2 separate regions of the Homo sapiens genome follow, and region 2 is linked to region 1. The links are chromatin contacts, found by Hi-C or POLR2A ChIA-PET in ENCODE. All regions are on one chromosome and are shown on one strand. Each heading gives the region's core, a stretch centred on a gene start or an enhancer-like site at or near the end of the contact. The rest is flanking DNA. Distances are from core to core; before and after follow the strand shown. Region 1 holds the start of GNA14 (G protein subunit alpha 14). Region 2 overlaps GNAQ (G protein subunit alpha q).

What was found. A loop is a pair of places that touch in the nucleus more often than their neighbours do. ChIA-PET counts read pairs that join two places held with the same protein, here RNA polymerase II (POLR2A). Pooled maps may share reads with other maps.
Region 2: a pooled map shows a loop between it and region 1 (2.0-fold over the local background). The contact joins the enhancer-like site here to the promoter of GNA14 in region 1. A Hi-C loop is called at or near these places in 1 of 168 maps with a recorded cell type or tissue (esophagus muscularis mucosa) and 1 of 50 pooled maps. POLR2A ChIA-PET finds 5 or more read pairs at or near these places in 1 of 52 experiments (activated T-cell).

What each region holds. Positions count from the first base shown.
Region 1 is chr9:77,644,914-77,652,111 of GRCh38, forward strand. GNA14 (G protein subunit alpha 14) reads right to left here and starts at 3,409. Exons shown (of 7, transcript NM_004297.4): 1 at 2,757-3,409. The coding sequence starts at 2,880.
Region 2 is chr9:77,835,315-77,842,512 of GRCh38, forward strand. The region is part of intron 2 of GNAQ (G protein subunit alpha q); the gene reads right to left. Among named protein-coding and RNA genes, the nearest start is that of GNA14, 190 kb to the left of the region's middle. Within about 2 kb of position 4,622, at least 2 of the 41 ENCODE cell types and tissues checked have a DNase peak (open chromatin) inside an H3K27ac peak, as active enhancers do.

The sequences.
Region 1 (7,198 bases), core at 2,159-4,658:
CTACTTTTATGCAAGGAACTGATAAGAAATTTCTTTCTACTAAATTCAACCATCTCCTTTATTTTCTCCATCTCTTTCTGATGAGAAAGTGTCACACCAACATCTTGCAATTATTAGCCTTAACCAAACAACAGCTTTTATCTTTCCCTAGTAGACACTGACCTGTGCTTTTATTAAGCAGAAACAGGATACTGCACTTCAGAAACATCCTCACATCATTTTTTTGCAAAAGCATGCTTCATTGTGAAAGAGATGGTGTCTTTGGGGGTCATCCCATACTCCACAAAAGGATTCCAAACTCCCATTTGCAAAGTGAGGTTTTTAACTGAGGCACCTGAGCAGTGGATGCTCTAATCTACCCACTAGAGAGATGGGTGAATTTTTCACTCGAATTGCATGACTTCAGACAAAATGGTGCACATCCTCCCCTAATTCCTGTCACTTCTGAGTCATTGGCTCTTCCTTGAGAAGAAATGGAGCTATGCCCCAGGACTTTACAGATTGAAATAAATCAGAGGTTTTGAAGTCCATCCTTGGAGTTCTGAACGGCTCTGTGTGGTTTAGAAACTATTTTTCACAGGAAAGTTTTCACTAAGGGGATATGCTAGTCACAACTCCGCAAGATGAAAATGGGAGTTTCCAGAGGTCAGACAGTGCCTCAAGGTGGTAGGAGGAGGGTTGGAGCAATGGCCTGGGAAGATAAAGAAGACCCTCGGGTCACCCTGATTAATGTGACTTTCAGAGCAAACAATTTACCTACAAACATTTCTCCCCTAGTTTGTGGGTAAATGCGAGAATTTTACATCAAACAGGCTTATTACCAATACAGTACAGCTCAGCTGACTACACAATTTTTCATACAAAGAGCCAGCATTTGTCAAGCTCCTGGTATATTCTGGACACTGTACTTCATACATTGACACAAATCAAAGCATTGCAAAATGAAATAGGGTTCAGCCTGCCCTTATAAAGAAAAAAGTTACATACGCAACTAAACCCCTCTGGTTTGTGGGGTTCAGGGCAAAAGTACAAAGCCCCGCACCCATAGTTATTTTCTAGTGTTAATCAAGCTAGCAAATTCTCACGTATTCCTCCTCCCTTGACAAAGGTAGCTTTATAACAGCCTAGAAGGCCAGGGACAATTTAGAATTTTCAGACTTTTCAAAGTTATGGGTCAGACACAGAAATAGCAGACCTGGCCAATGAACAGAGCCCCTTCCCTTCCCCACCCAAGCTCCCTCTCTCCTAGGGGGGCCTCTTGGGCACCCACGGGGACTCCCTCCACTCCTACCCAGCCCACATTTCCAAGCACTTTTACGCCCCAGCAAACAGCTGCCCCTTTGTGAGCTCTCCAGGGATCAGGTCTGCCTTCTTTTCTAGGGCTCAGGCCTTAGAAGCTGGTATGGGTCCCTTTGGGCTGGGTATTCATTCCATCCAGGTCTTGGGAGGGAGGGGGCAGCATGGTCTCTGGGTAGCAAGCCCCTTTGGACCTACAGACTTCCAGCTCTGTGGGGAGGGGCACACCCCCCCCCAACCCCCAGAAGGCCAGACTGGGCCCTTTAAACCCAGGGGATAAGGATAAGGGGGTTCTTCCGCCCAGGTCTGAAGGCCATACTGGCTGAGAGCCTTCTCTATATTACACTAACTAGATCAACTTTTTCTTTCCTTGAAGCTTTCTGGGAGGGTGATTCCTATACAAGGAATAAAGATGAATAAATAGATGGTATAAGAGAAGATTCCTGTTCAAAAGGGGTGAAAGAAAAAAAGTTGAAATCTTTGTGGCTATCTAGAAAAAAATTGACAGCTGATATCATGGTCTGAAAGGTAGAAAAGGTAAAATATTCCTCAAACAGCAAATGTGTTGACAGCGTTCTAGAAAGTCTGAGATGGGATCCTTGCCTCATGGCATAACTTGGGCAAACCTTAAACTGTGTTCTTTCTGTGTTTGAAAGTGGATGTCCTACCCAGACCTTTGCAGAGACACCAAAAGAGCTGGATGAAGACCTGCCAGAGGCACCAGGGCAGCCAAGCTGAATCCTAGGACGTGGACACACTGAGTCAAGCTGGGCAAGGGAGGTTTGGGTCCGCTGCAAACACAAAGGCCTGAGGGACCCCCATGGGAGGCAGGCATAGGAGCTCACGGTCAGAGGAGCAGCAACGGCATGGGCTTCACCCCCACAGCTGACCTAGCATCGGCTTTGCCTTTTCTCAATCAGGGCAAGTTGGTCAGTTCTCCAGGCCTCCATGTTTTAATTCTCTAGAATAGCGATATCACCTGCCCGCATCACCAGGTGGTGATGCCCTTAAGAACTTAGCACGATCTGGCACATGGTAAATTCTCAAGATGCTTCATCTAGAACTGAAAGCGTACGGGTCAGAGCTAGCGCTGAACCCAAGATGTGGGTCACCACAGACCCCAAGCTGGGTGTGCTGCGGGCGGAGGAGTGGACGGGGTTTTGAGGAGAGGGGCACACCGGAACACATAAGGTACAGCGGTCAAGAGGTTAAGTGTTACAGGTCCCTATCCTGTTTTGGGGCAGGGGAAGGTGTTGCTTTTGCAAGTCGCCCAGCCAGAGATGGAAAGAACAGGCACCTAAGGCCCCAAGTTGCTGGCATCCGTGAGCTCCGAGGGGGAGAAGGACGAAGCCGCCCTGCACCCCGCTGGGCTCCAGGGCCGCGCGGGTGCCAGTGGAGAGGCCGGGAGGGCTCGGAAGAAAAACGCCCGGCTCACTGGAGTCGGAGACGCAGCCACTCACCCAGCAGCAGCAGCTTAAGCTCACGGCGCGCGTCCTTCTTGTCCCGACGAAGCTGTCGCTCGATCTCCGCGCTGATGCGCTGCGACTCCTTCTCCTCCGCGGACAGGCAGCAGCAGCCGGCCATGGTGCGCTCAGCTCAGTACCCGACGGGGCGACGCGGCCCCGGGCACCCGAATCCTCGGCCCGGCCGCTCACCCGGCCAGCATGCGACGGGCACAGGGGTGTGGAAAGAAAAGACGGGGGCCGACTTGAGCTTTGGAGTAAGACGCCTGGACCTCCGAGGCTCAATCCCCCTTCGAAAGTCGGCTCTGAGGCGGGGTGAATGCCGAGCGCTGGGAACGCTCGAGTGCACCCCGGATCCGGGCTCAGCCCGCCCCACTCTCGCTCTGGGGAGGAGGAGGGCGAGTCGAGAAGTTGGGAGCGTTGCTGGCCCCGGGAAGATGCGCGCGCCCCTTGGCACAGGAGCCGGACAGCAGTCGGGGGCGCAGACGAGTTGGAACGTCGGTGCTCGGGGGAGAGTAGGATCTCCTGGGCCTAGGGGTGTCCCCAGGCGGGAGGTAGGCGCGGAGTGGGTTGGAGGCAAAGGACCTGGCTGGCCTTTGCCTGGAAAGTTCTGAAAACCTCAGCAGTGACCGCAGACTAAGACTGAGTGGAAAGGTTCCCGCTAGCGTTTGTGGCTCTAAGTGGCAGGAGGAGGCGGAGCATCTTGAACCTGCAGCCCTGGCGTCTGCTGGACTTGCCCTTCTGGGCACCCCAAGCCGAAGGCGCCTGGAAGTGAAAGGGGACGAGCAGGGGGCGCGGAGCTGGGGGTGGGAGCTGGCACCTCTAGGAGCAGCTCCCACACTTGCCTCCCTGGCTGGGGCGTCCCGGCCAAGGTTTGCTGTAATCTGCGCGTCTGGCCGCCAGGCACCGGGTTCCGACAGGTGAGTGAGTTTCGCCAACTCACTCGCTCGGAGAAGGCGGCAGCAGGCTGGAAGAGGAGCGGCGCCAAGCGTCTGTTGCGGGACACAAAGCCCCGGACCTGAAGTGGAAGCTTGCCCACCAGCTTCACCACCACGCACACCCGGATTTCCTAGACTGGCTCCTTCCGCTTCCCGGACGCCCCGGCCCAGCTCGGGCTTGGCCAAAGCCCTTGGTCAGCTCGGCAATTTGCCTGTAAAGTGTGGCTGGGCCTGAGCCTGCTGGCTCTGAGCTCGGAGAAGGAGCCGCCGCTGGGTTCAGTTATAAGAGAACTGCAAGAGCCCAGGGTAAATATCCTCTCGGTCTCCGGACGAGGGGGCTGGGGAGAAAGGGAACGGCTGATTGCTTTGCATTTTATGATGGGAAAGACACCTGCTTTGTAGAAAGGGCTGATACGTTCCTAGTAGCACCTGGCAAGTTTCCTGCCCAGCCCTGAAGCCTAACAGCCGCCTTGCGATTGTGTCCGCACTGACACCTTGGCCTGTATCCTGGACCGTCGGGGTCAAGTTTGAGCAGCATTAATAAAAACTTTAAAAGCACCTCTTAGTACTTAAGTGACACGATAAAATGCATATTACAACATCTGACTTTTGTCTGTGTAGATTTTGATGCAGAAAAGGGAAGGTGGGGAGAGGGGATCCTATTGGCCACAGCAATGAACGTTCTTTCCTTCTCAAGTCAGTATAGGCCATATGCTAATGGGGCGTTAGGCAATTAGCTAGCGCTTCCTCTACTAAGAGCAGGCATAAGTGCCTTTCATTTGAGTAGCATATATTTTATAAATTCAAACTGAGGAGCACATTGAGTGGAATGGTACGTGTCATTATATAAAGAAGTTGGTATCGCGATGCTATCTGGCTGCATGTTCTTATTATTTTACAGTTTAAGAAATGTAGAGGAATCAGACATTAAAAATGTGCATACATGCTTTAATGTGTGACTATTTTAGTTTTCTTGCAGGCATAAATTGACAGTAACAGTGACCCCTACAGGAAAACTCCTGGACATTTCAGATTTGATCTTTGGCCATTTAATAGCCTGTTTCTTCTCTCTTAGCTCTTACGGATTCATTTACAATTTGAGAATAAGATCTCTTGGCTTCTCAAAGTCATGGTTGCATCATAATTGTTATCATTTAAAAATTATAAAAAATTTTTAAATGATTAAAACTAGGGCAAATTTGAACTCTTACGTTAACGGGAATTACTGATACTGACCTATTAGGTTTAAAGTTGGCAAGATTTCAAAAACAGTTATGAAACATATTGATTAGGGCAAATCTGTACAACTTTCCTGGGCTAGTCAGCTTGGCAGTATATATCTGAAGCCTTAAACATGTCCGTCCCCTTCGGCCAAACCAGTAATTTCTCCCTTAAGAAATAACTAGAAAGAAGCCTCATGACTGATGCAAAGGTTTTATTGCCAATACAACAACAAAAACTCACAACCTAAATACCTAACAACAGGGAAGAGATCACTTAAATCATGGTTTATCCATACAATGAGATGTTTTGGAGCCATTAAATATGTGGATATGCGAGTAGTAAACATGTGAATAAATTTGGAGAAAATCCTCAAAATATATTGAATGAAAAAGGCAAGATCCAAAAATATAAAGAGTATGATAAGATTTTAGTATAAGAATACGCATACACATTTTTAAGAGACTGAAGGGACACACATCAAAAAGGTAGCTTGCTGTGAGTCATGGCTGTTTGGTTGATTTTCATTGTTCATTAGAAAATTTGGGCTGGGTGCAGTGGCTCACGTCTGTAATCCCAGCACTTTGGGAGGCCGAGGCGGGCAGATCACCTGAGGTTGGGAGTTCGAGACCAGCCAGCCTGACCAACATGGAGAAACCCCATCTCTACTAAAAATACAAAATTAGTTGGGTGTGGTGGCACATGCCTGTAATCCCAGCTACTCGGGAGGCTGAGGCAGGAGAATTGCTTGAATCCGGAAGGCAGAGGTTGTGGTGAGCCAAGATCACACCATTGCACTCCAGCCTGGGCAACAAGAGCCAAACTCCGTCTCAAAAAAAAAAAAAAAGAAAGAAAAAATTTGGGGCAGCTTGCATAAAATTATTTAGGCTCCACTTTCCTTAACTATAAGATGAGAGGGATAAGCCAGAATAAGCTCAAAAGGATCACCCAACTCTAACATGCATTATTTCTTTGATGACATTCACACTTATCCAAAATAAATTTATTTAAAAATAATCAAAAACCTAAAGTTGTTATTGAGCATCAGCCACTGGTAAGAAACAGAAAACTGGGATATCACAAGTCAATCATTTTTATACTTCTATGTTTTATTCATCTCTGTTTTCCTTATCTGTAGAATCTGGAAGGTAAAATGATAATAATTTTAAGATATTAATTCATTGGAAACATCTTTCCAGGAAGGGGTAGTTTTGAGAAGAGTTCTCAATAAAAGAGAATATTTATTTTCCTAAGTTATTTCAAAAAAGCTGCAATTTTATTTTATTCATCTTGAAGACGAGAGCGCAGACTGGACCTGAGTTTCAGATATCCACCAAGTGTGGGGCTACAGGGGTGAGCTAATTGTCTGATATCCCTCTGAATGTCCACTAGGTCCATACCAGCCCCTGTACCAGGCAGTGAGGATTCAGGTAATAAGACAATTCCAGACTTTCGGTAGAGCTATAGTCTAGTAGAAAGAAGTAAAACTGAGACCCTGAAATCTGAACCTACCCCTTCCTGCTTCCTTCCAGAGAACAGTGAGAGCACAGAGTCACCTGAGGGCGCTCCCCAGGCCTACAGATATGCACAGCAGCCTCATCTTCCATCACTCTCCTGGAACTCTAGACAAATGGAATTTTCTGTTCTCCCTACCTCCTGCCTCCATGCCTCGGTGCATGCTGTTCCATCTTCCAGGAATACCATCTCTTACCCTAGGCAAAATTAGGTAATTTCTTTTTCAATTACATCTCTTCTGAGGAAGCAACTCCAGCCCTTGTCAGTTACATCCATCTTTCCCTACTGCTGGAACACTGTCAACATCTCACTCTATTACACCCGTCTGTTTCTTCTAATCTATGAGTTACTCACAGGTAAAGAGTTTTTCTTACTTATCCTGGTATTCCTAAATTAGCAAGTTTCAGTTGACTAACCTTAAATACTGAAACCAAGAAGAATTAGTCTGAGATGCAAGAAAAGAAGGTTCTTGTGGTGGAAGACAGTGAAAACCAATAAGCAAGTACAAAACAAATGAATGTATAACTTAGGAAGAACTTGTATATATGAGCTGCCCTCACCTGCCACTGGCCCCCTTAGAGAGAATGACTGCCCTGTTTCTAATTCAGAATGCCAAGGAAATGTGCAAATAGAGGGCTGGAAAGATGCAGTTCACTTTCACAAGTGTATTGTCTCTGAACTTAACAAGTAACATAGAGTAAAAATAGGACCTTGAGGAAGTTCACAAAGCACTAATACTAATGTACCTTTGCTGCTCTATGTCAG
Region 2 (7,198 bases), core at 3,372-5,871, 190 kb after region 1:
CTTTTTCAAGTTAAGCAATGGCTAAACTTCAACCAAGACAAAAAATAATGACCTTATATTTATGCAGCTGCTACTAACTCTTCAGACTAGAAGGGAGAGGCTAGTGAGGAAAGGAAATCTAATACTTTAAATCTAACGATTTAAAAATACTTGGCTAAGAATATAACTTTCATAGGGCTATCTTGAACCAAGTAGAGAAAAATTTTATGCAGCATAAAATCATATATGTAAAATCATATATAGTAAAGACAGAAAAAAATAGCTATCTTTGATTGAGCATGGACTGTGCACCAGGCAGGCACCATTCTAAGCAGTTAACACAGAGTATGCATTTAATCTATACAGCCCCCATTTAAGGTAGGTAATACTATTAGACCCATTTATAGCTCAGAAAACTGAAGTGGGGCATAGGAGGACTGATAAATAACTTGCCTACGAATTGCAGAGCCAAGATTTAACCCAGTAAGGCTGGTCCACAGTGCCTATCTCATAACAATACAACAATAATGGAGATACAGCAGAAGTTATTTGTGTGTGTGCCTAGACTCTTCTCTTGCCTGTCTTTTATTTATTTATTTTGTATTAAAAAGCTGAAGATAGCAATTCTAGGTTATTGGTACAGTGGGAATGTTTCCAAAAGTGACTGCAAAATAGGCTTTCTAGTAAGATGATTTTAAGATATTGAGAAAAACGAAGAAGAAAGAAAAAAAATCTGAAATTTGAACATTCACTATTCACTGAATATGCACTAAACTTATGGCCAAAATAACCAATCCAGACAAGTATACTTAAGAAACTATGACTGAAGACATGGACTGGATGGAAGTCAGCGGGTATAGTAAATTAGGCCTGCAAGCCTTCTCCTATTTTTTTTTTCCTCAAAATACCCTTATTTCCAACTCCCTATGATTAAAAGCCCCCCCCGGATCTGTCCAAGCTCTCTCCTCCAATTCCAAGAAAACCCAATATCCTTTCAGGTATTCCCTAACTGTGCTACTTAGTCAATGCCCAGCAGGAGTAAGAAAGTTGTAGGATTTCTTTCCTTAGCAGTGAACTTTCCCATCTGAAAATGTAGATATGCTTGCAAAAGATTCTTTAGAGCAGAAAAAACACCACTGTTTAGGTAATCTTATTCGGTTTGAAATAATCTATTTCTTCTTTTAAATTATACACCAAACCTCTAGGCATAAAAGCAAACCAGGTTCTAGGGAAGAAAAATCTTATTGCCCCTCGTCTTCTAATTACCAATGCTGGAAGACACTGGAGTACAAGTAAGGACGGAACTCAGCAAAGATTCTCAACAGGCAAGAAGGCATCAACCATTCTTAAAACAACAAAAACAAAACCACAAGATGTTTAAAAATGGAGAAAAGAATAGTACTAAATCCTGTATCTGCTGAATCTAGTAGTATCCAAACTATCATATATTTATATCACAGGTAATTATTACTATTAAACTATACCCATTTAAATTAGTATTAAATCCTATATCTATACATCTAAAATTGTGAAAATTATGTTTAAATAGTTGACAGTGTAAAAAAATATAACCATCATATACTGAAGAACAGGTGGAGTAGAGATAGGACATAAAAGTTTTCTATTTTTCTTTCATGGCAGTGAGTAAAGAAATGAGTCTTCAGCTGAAATGTACAGTTTAAAGAAATAACTTCAAAATTATGATGTTCTCTATAATCTTGTAGGAGGAACTTTTAGGAATTAATTTCCTGTGAGAATAAATGGACATATGAAATTCAGTGGCTCTTCTTCAGGGTCTCCTGAATTTCTTTCTACTACTTCTTAGTTCAAGTAAAATTAAGTAACATATATATATTTACATGGAAAGACATATGTTAATCAGTCTTTCTCTCTATTCATCTAGAATGATATTAGCCTAATATTGATGACAGCTGTTTCTCAGAAGTGGAATTCTGAGTGACTTTTAAAAGTTGTTTCTGGCAGGCTGGTGGCTCATGCCTCTAATCTCAGCACTTTGGGAGGCCGAGGCAGGCGGATCGCCTGAGGTCAGGAGTTCAAGACCAGGCTGGCCAACATGGTGAGACCCCCGTCTCTACTAGAAACAAAAAAAATTAGCCGGGTGAGGTGGTGCTCACCTGTAATCCCAGCTACTCGGGTGGCTGAAGCAGGAGAATCGCCCGAATCCGGGAGGTGGAGGTTGCAGTGAGCTGAGATTATGCCACTGCACTCTAGCCTGGGTGACAGAGTGAGACTCTGTCTCAAAAATAAATAGATTTTTTTTAAAAAAGCTGTTTCATCATATGATTGATTTTTTAAAAAAACAACAGTGTACCATTTTCCAAAAAGGGAATAAAATTATTCTAAAAAAAAAATCAAAATGACTTCTAAATATATTGGCATGAAAAGATGCTAAAATGAACACTGGAACTAAAAAGTAGATTGTAAAATAGTAAAACACCTCTTTTATTTTTAAATCTATGTGCATAAATTCCTAAAAGAAATACAGCAAAATATTAAGAATGATTATACCCAGTGAGATACTGAGTGATTTAAATTTTTTTTTTTTTTTTTTTGAGATGGAGTCTTGCTCTGTTGCCTGGGCTGGAGTGCAGTGGTGTGATCTCGGCTCACTGCAACCACTGCAACCTCTGCCTCCCAAGTTCAAGTGATCCTCCTGCCTCAGCCTCCTGAGTAGCTGGAACTACAGGTATGCGCCACCACGCCCAGCTAATTTTTAGTAGAGACAGGGTTTCACCATGTTGGTCAGGCTGGTCTTGAACTCCTGACCTCAGGTGATCCACCAACCTCGGCCTTGCAAAGTCCTGGGATTACAGGCATTAATGATTTTTTTTTTTTTTTTTTTTTTTGAGAAGGAGTCTCACTCTTGTTGCCCAAGCTGGAGTGCAATGGCGCAATCTTGAGTCACCGCAACCTCCACCTCCTGGGTTCAAGTGTTTCTTCTGCCTCAGCCTTCCGAGTAGCTGGGATTATAGGCACGCACCACCACGCCCAGCTAATTTTGCATTTTTAGTAGAGATGGGGTTTCTCCACGTTGGTCAGGCTGGTCTCGAACTCCCGACCTCAGGTGATCCGCCCACCTTGCCTCCCAAAGTGCTGGGATTACAGGCATGAGCCACCACGCCCAGCCAAGATCCTTAAAGTAAAACGTTGTTGCTCACGTATTTTCAGTTTTGTGTTATGAAATCTGTGTGCCCAAACAATCCAAAATATATAATTCGTTTTCTGGGTGGGAAGCAACTATATTTCTGCCTCATGATGGGAAATAGAACCCAAGTAGAAATGGGGTAGAATTGGGGTTTCACCATGTTAGCTAGGCTGGTCTCAAACTCCTGACCTCAGGTGATCCACCCACCTCGGCCTTGCAAAGTGCTGGGATTACAGGGGTGAGCCACCGTGCCCGGCCACAAGAATTTTTAAATTGATACTTGCTGCAGCATTTTCTGATTTGTCTACAAAGAGCTACATTACTTGTACAATTTAATATATATATATAAATGTATACATTAAAAAGAGAACCCTAACAGTTTTCACTTGGATGCTGCTGAGATTTTTAGTGGCAATTCTGAAGAGAAGATGATTTCTAGATAGTCTTTGTGACTCTGATGAGGAAAAAAAAAATCTACTGTAAAAAAACTCCCAAAACTTTAGTTTCTGAGACCTGACTCTTCATTAAGAGAAGAGTAGTCATATGGTACCCTCTTCACCATCTTCTTCTTTGGGGTCCATACTGGCTGGGTTGGGAACTGCCTCTTTCCCTTCCCTGATGCCTCCAGTAGAACCCTTCACTTCTAGTTCTCAGACTCCATCTCTCTTATTCCCCCAGGCCTCGTGGTGAACAGCAATATGTTGTTAGCTGCTACAGCAGCTGGTGAATAATCAAAGTTCTTACTGAATCATTGGTTAATCAAAACTAGAAGTTAGACTTGACTGATCAAGAGCTTCAATTTTTACAGTAAAATGGGATGGCCATTCAAAAACTACTTTATTTCAGACAACCCTTCATTAGCTTGTTTGAGACTAAGATAATTAAAGTAGGGTTGATATGACAATTTCCACTATCCATAAATCATTACATCTCTCAACTTTATCCAGAGACTGGTACCAGGAATCCAAAGTCCTGGGCTAAGTATACTGGGGAGAGAAGGGTAAGAAATTTTAAACTTCCAAATTATAGCCTTCAGATTCCTCATTTGATTTTAAATACAGGTTTCCCGAAAAAGGTAACGTTCTGCATTCCAGTATGTGCTTCCCTGTGGTACTGAAATCCTCATGGCACTGCCAGTGATAGAGCAGCAGCATGGGCTGCCTGCCCTGAAGCATCATGTGGGCCATAACTTGAACGAGGCTCCAAGAACTGGAGATAACCAGAAGGGCAAGAAGGTATGGGTTGATCACTAGCGTGGCTATACTTTAACTTGGAGGAAACACTGTTATTAAATTTAGGTGGGTGGAAGCTTTCTATTTAAGAAAAAGTACCTTACTCCATAGTGGGTTAAGTGCTGAAAAATACATAAGAACTATGTATCTAATTAGAACATTAACCCAAAAATGCCTTCCCTAATACTTTAGCATTCCTGTGCCAAGTTATGATGACAGAGAGCTTTGTTTCTTAACACTTCTGAGACTTCTGAGAGCCAAGTTGAACTTTGGACTGTTTTATTTTCTTCACAGGCAAATGGAGAGCATAACCTTTCCAAATGACTCAGTGATTCATCTTTAATTCATTTTTCCTGTCTGGGAACCCGTGCGTTTTCCTCTGCAAATGCTCCAAAGTACATGTTTCATTTTTTAAGAAAATGTTATAGTTCTTCCTTTGCCATTTTGGATGCATAGTGTATTCAGTAAATGGTTGGTTGAATAATGGCTTCTCTAAAGATACAGTCTGGTGACATGAAATAATTGGTATACTTCTAAATAGAACATTACCTCCTTCAAAAAACAATGAATGAATTAGCATGTAGATAGATGCAAGTTTATTATCTCTGTCCTCATTCTCAAATGGGTATTTGGTGCAGATGTGTGCATTTGATTACTTTTTGTTTTTTTTTTTTTTTAGACGGAGTCGGAGTCGGAGTACAGTGGCATAATCTTGGCTCACTGTAACCTCTGTCTCCCAGGTTCAAGCAATTCTCCTGCCTCAGCCTCCCAAGTAGCTGGGATTACAGGCATGCGCCACCACACCTGGCTAACTTTTGTATTTTTAGTAGAGATGGGGTTTCACCATGTTGGCCAGGCTGGTCTGGAACTCCTGACCTCAGGTGAACCGTTTGCCTCGGCCTCCCAAAGTGCTGGGATTACAGGAGTGAGCCACTGCACCTGGCTGCATTTGATTGTTTTATAACATATATAACATGTTTGGTCTTACATCTGAATCAAATACTTTAAAACAAAAAAGAAAAAAAGAATAAATGAATTATCAGTCTTCCATTGTTGATTTTATAGTCTAGATCATGACAATGTGTTTGTCTCTAGGGAAGGGGTGAGAAGATGATGATTTGGGCATAGACCTTAAGTTCGTGGGGCAGTTCCTTTATCTGAGCCCAGGGTCACAATTCATACTCTTCCCTTCAGGGAGAGCACTGGAGAGAGATGAAAGGGACACAGGTAGGGAAAGCAGACCGATAGGCCACTCCTGAGCACTATACAAGGAGTATTAACTGGACTCTGGGGAAGACACATGGTAGAAGAAACAGCACTCCCTCTACCAGTCACTGCTGAGCTCATACTGTTACACGTGAAGCCCAGATATCACACCTCATGTATTCATGTTAAAAAAACAAACAAACAAAAAAACCCCAGCCCAACCAAATTGTATTGAAGCACAGACACACATACAAAGAATTTTCGTAATATTTTCTGCCCCCATGGGAGTTTATGCTTACCTATAAAAGAAAAAAAGAAAACTCCGAATGTATAACACATATATTAGAGAAGCTTTCTTAACTGCTTTGTGGTGAGAGGCTTGCAGTAAAAATAGACATTGGAAGCATTTAAATAAACAATTATCCAGCATCTCACACTGGAGTCAAATTTTACATTGACATTTCCTGCAAGGGCAAATGGGAGGAAAAAAGCCCAAAGCTCTCAGTATATATTTAAACCAGCACGGCCACAGAGAAATGATTGGCAATGGAACAATCAGTATTCGGCAATTTTCTCACAATAAATTGGACAAAATCACTGCAATTTGGTATAAATGTTCCTTTCAGGAATTATATTTTATTCTAAGGTTCTTCTTCCCCCTTTGCCTCCAACTTAGCTGCATCCTAGAATTTGTATATCAAATGAAGCTACAAGAATCATTATTATTTTAGATTTATCAAGGGTTGTGCCCAACTATTATATGTAAACACATAAATGAGTAAGTGAAACAAATAATATGTAAACTATGCAACGCACAGTTTGGCACTGGTCAAACTCCTCTGACACAGGACTACGTTCATTATATGGAAGACTCTGACTAGACACCATCCTTAATACTCAAGTTTTATTCTTAAAAACAAGGAAAAACTGAGTCATAAGTTCTTAGTAGGGAGGCTCAGTGGTTTCTTGGTAAGGTAAAACGCTTCTATTCTGTGTCTTCAAGTTGGGAGTGCCCTCTACTGCCCAAAAGCATGGCTTCAGTTTTGGTTATCACAAAATTTTGTATGATCTATGCCAAAATATTAAAAATGAGAATAGCCTTTTCACTCCTCTGCAGGTGTATAGCTTAGAAATTAGTTAATAACTATGTGACCTAGAAGTTTAGTTTTCAATAAATCAAATCCCTCTAGGGGGAGTTCTCTGCCTTAAGAAATTATATTAAGGTGAACTCCTTGACTGTCTTCCCCTCACAGAGAGCTGTCATCAGAGCTACAACTCCCATCCCCTATTCTAGCTTTCCTCTAACCCTAGCTATTATTAGGAAAGGATGAGAGTAACTACTGCCTTGCACTGGCATGGAAACTACCACTTGGGCTTCAAGGCTCTAACTGTAGTAAGAAAAGCTGAACTGAAACCATCAACCAGGCTCCCTCTTTACGGTCTGATCAATCCTGACAGTACCATGTGAGCAGAAGGGCACAGAATTGACAAACAACATTCCTTGGCTGAGAAAATAAATTGGTTTTCATCAAAACCAGTTCAGACATGCTATTGGGTGGAATGTAGGGGGAACCTCAATATTTAGGAATGAAAAACAACATTGTTTTAGAAAAAA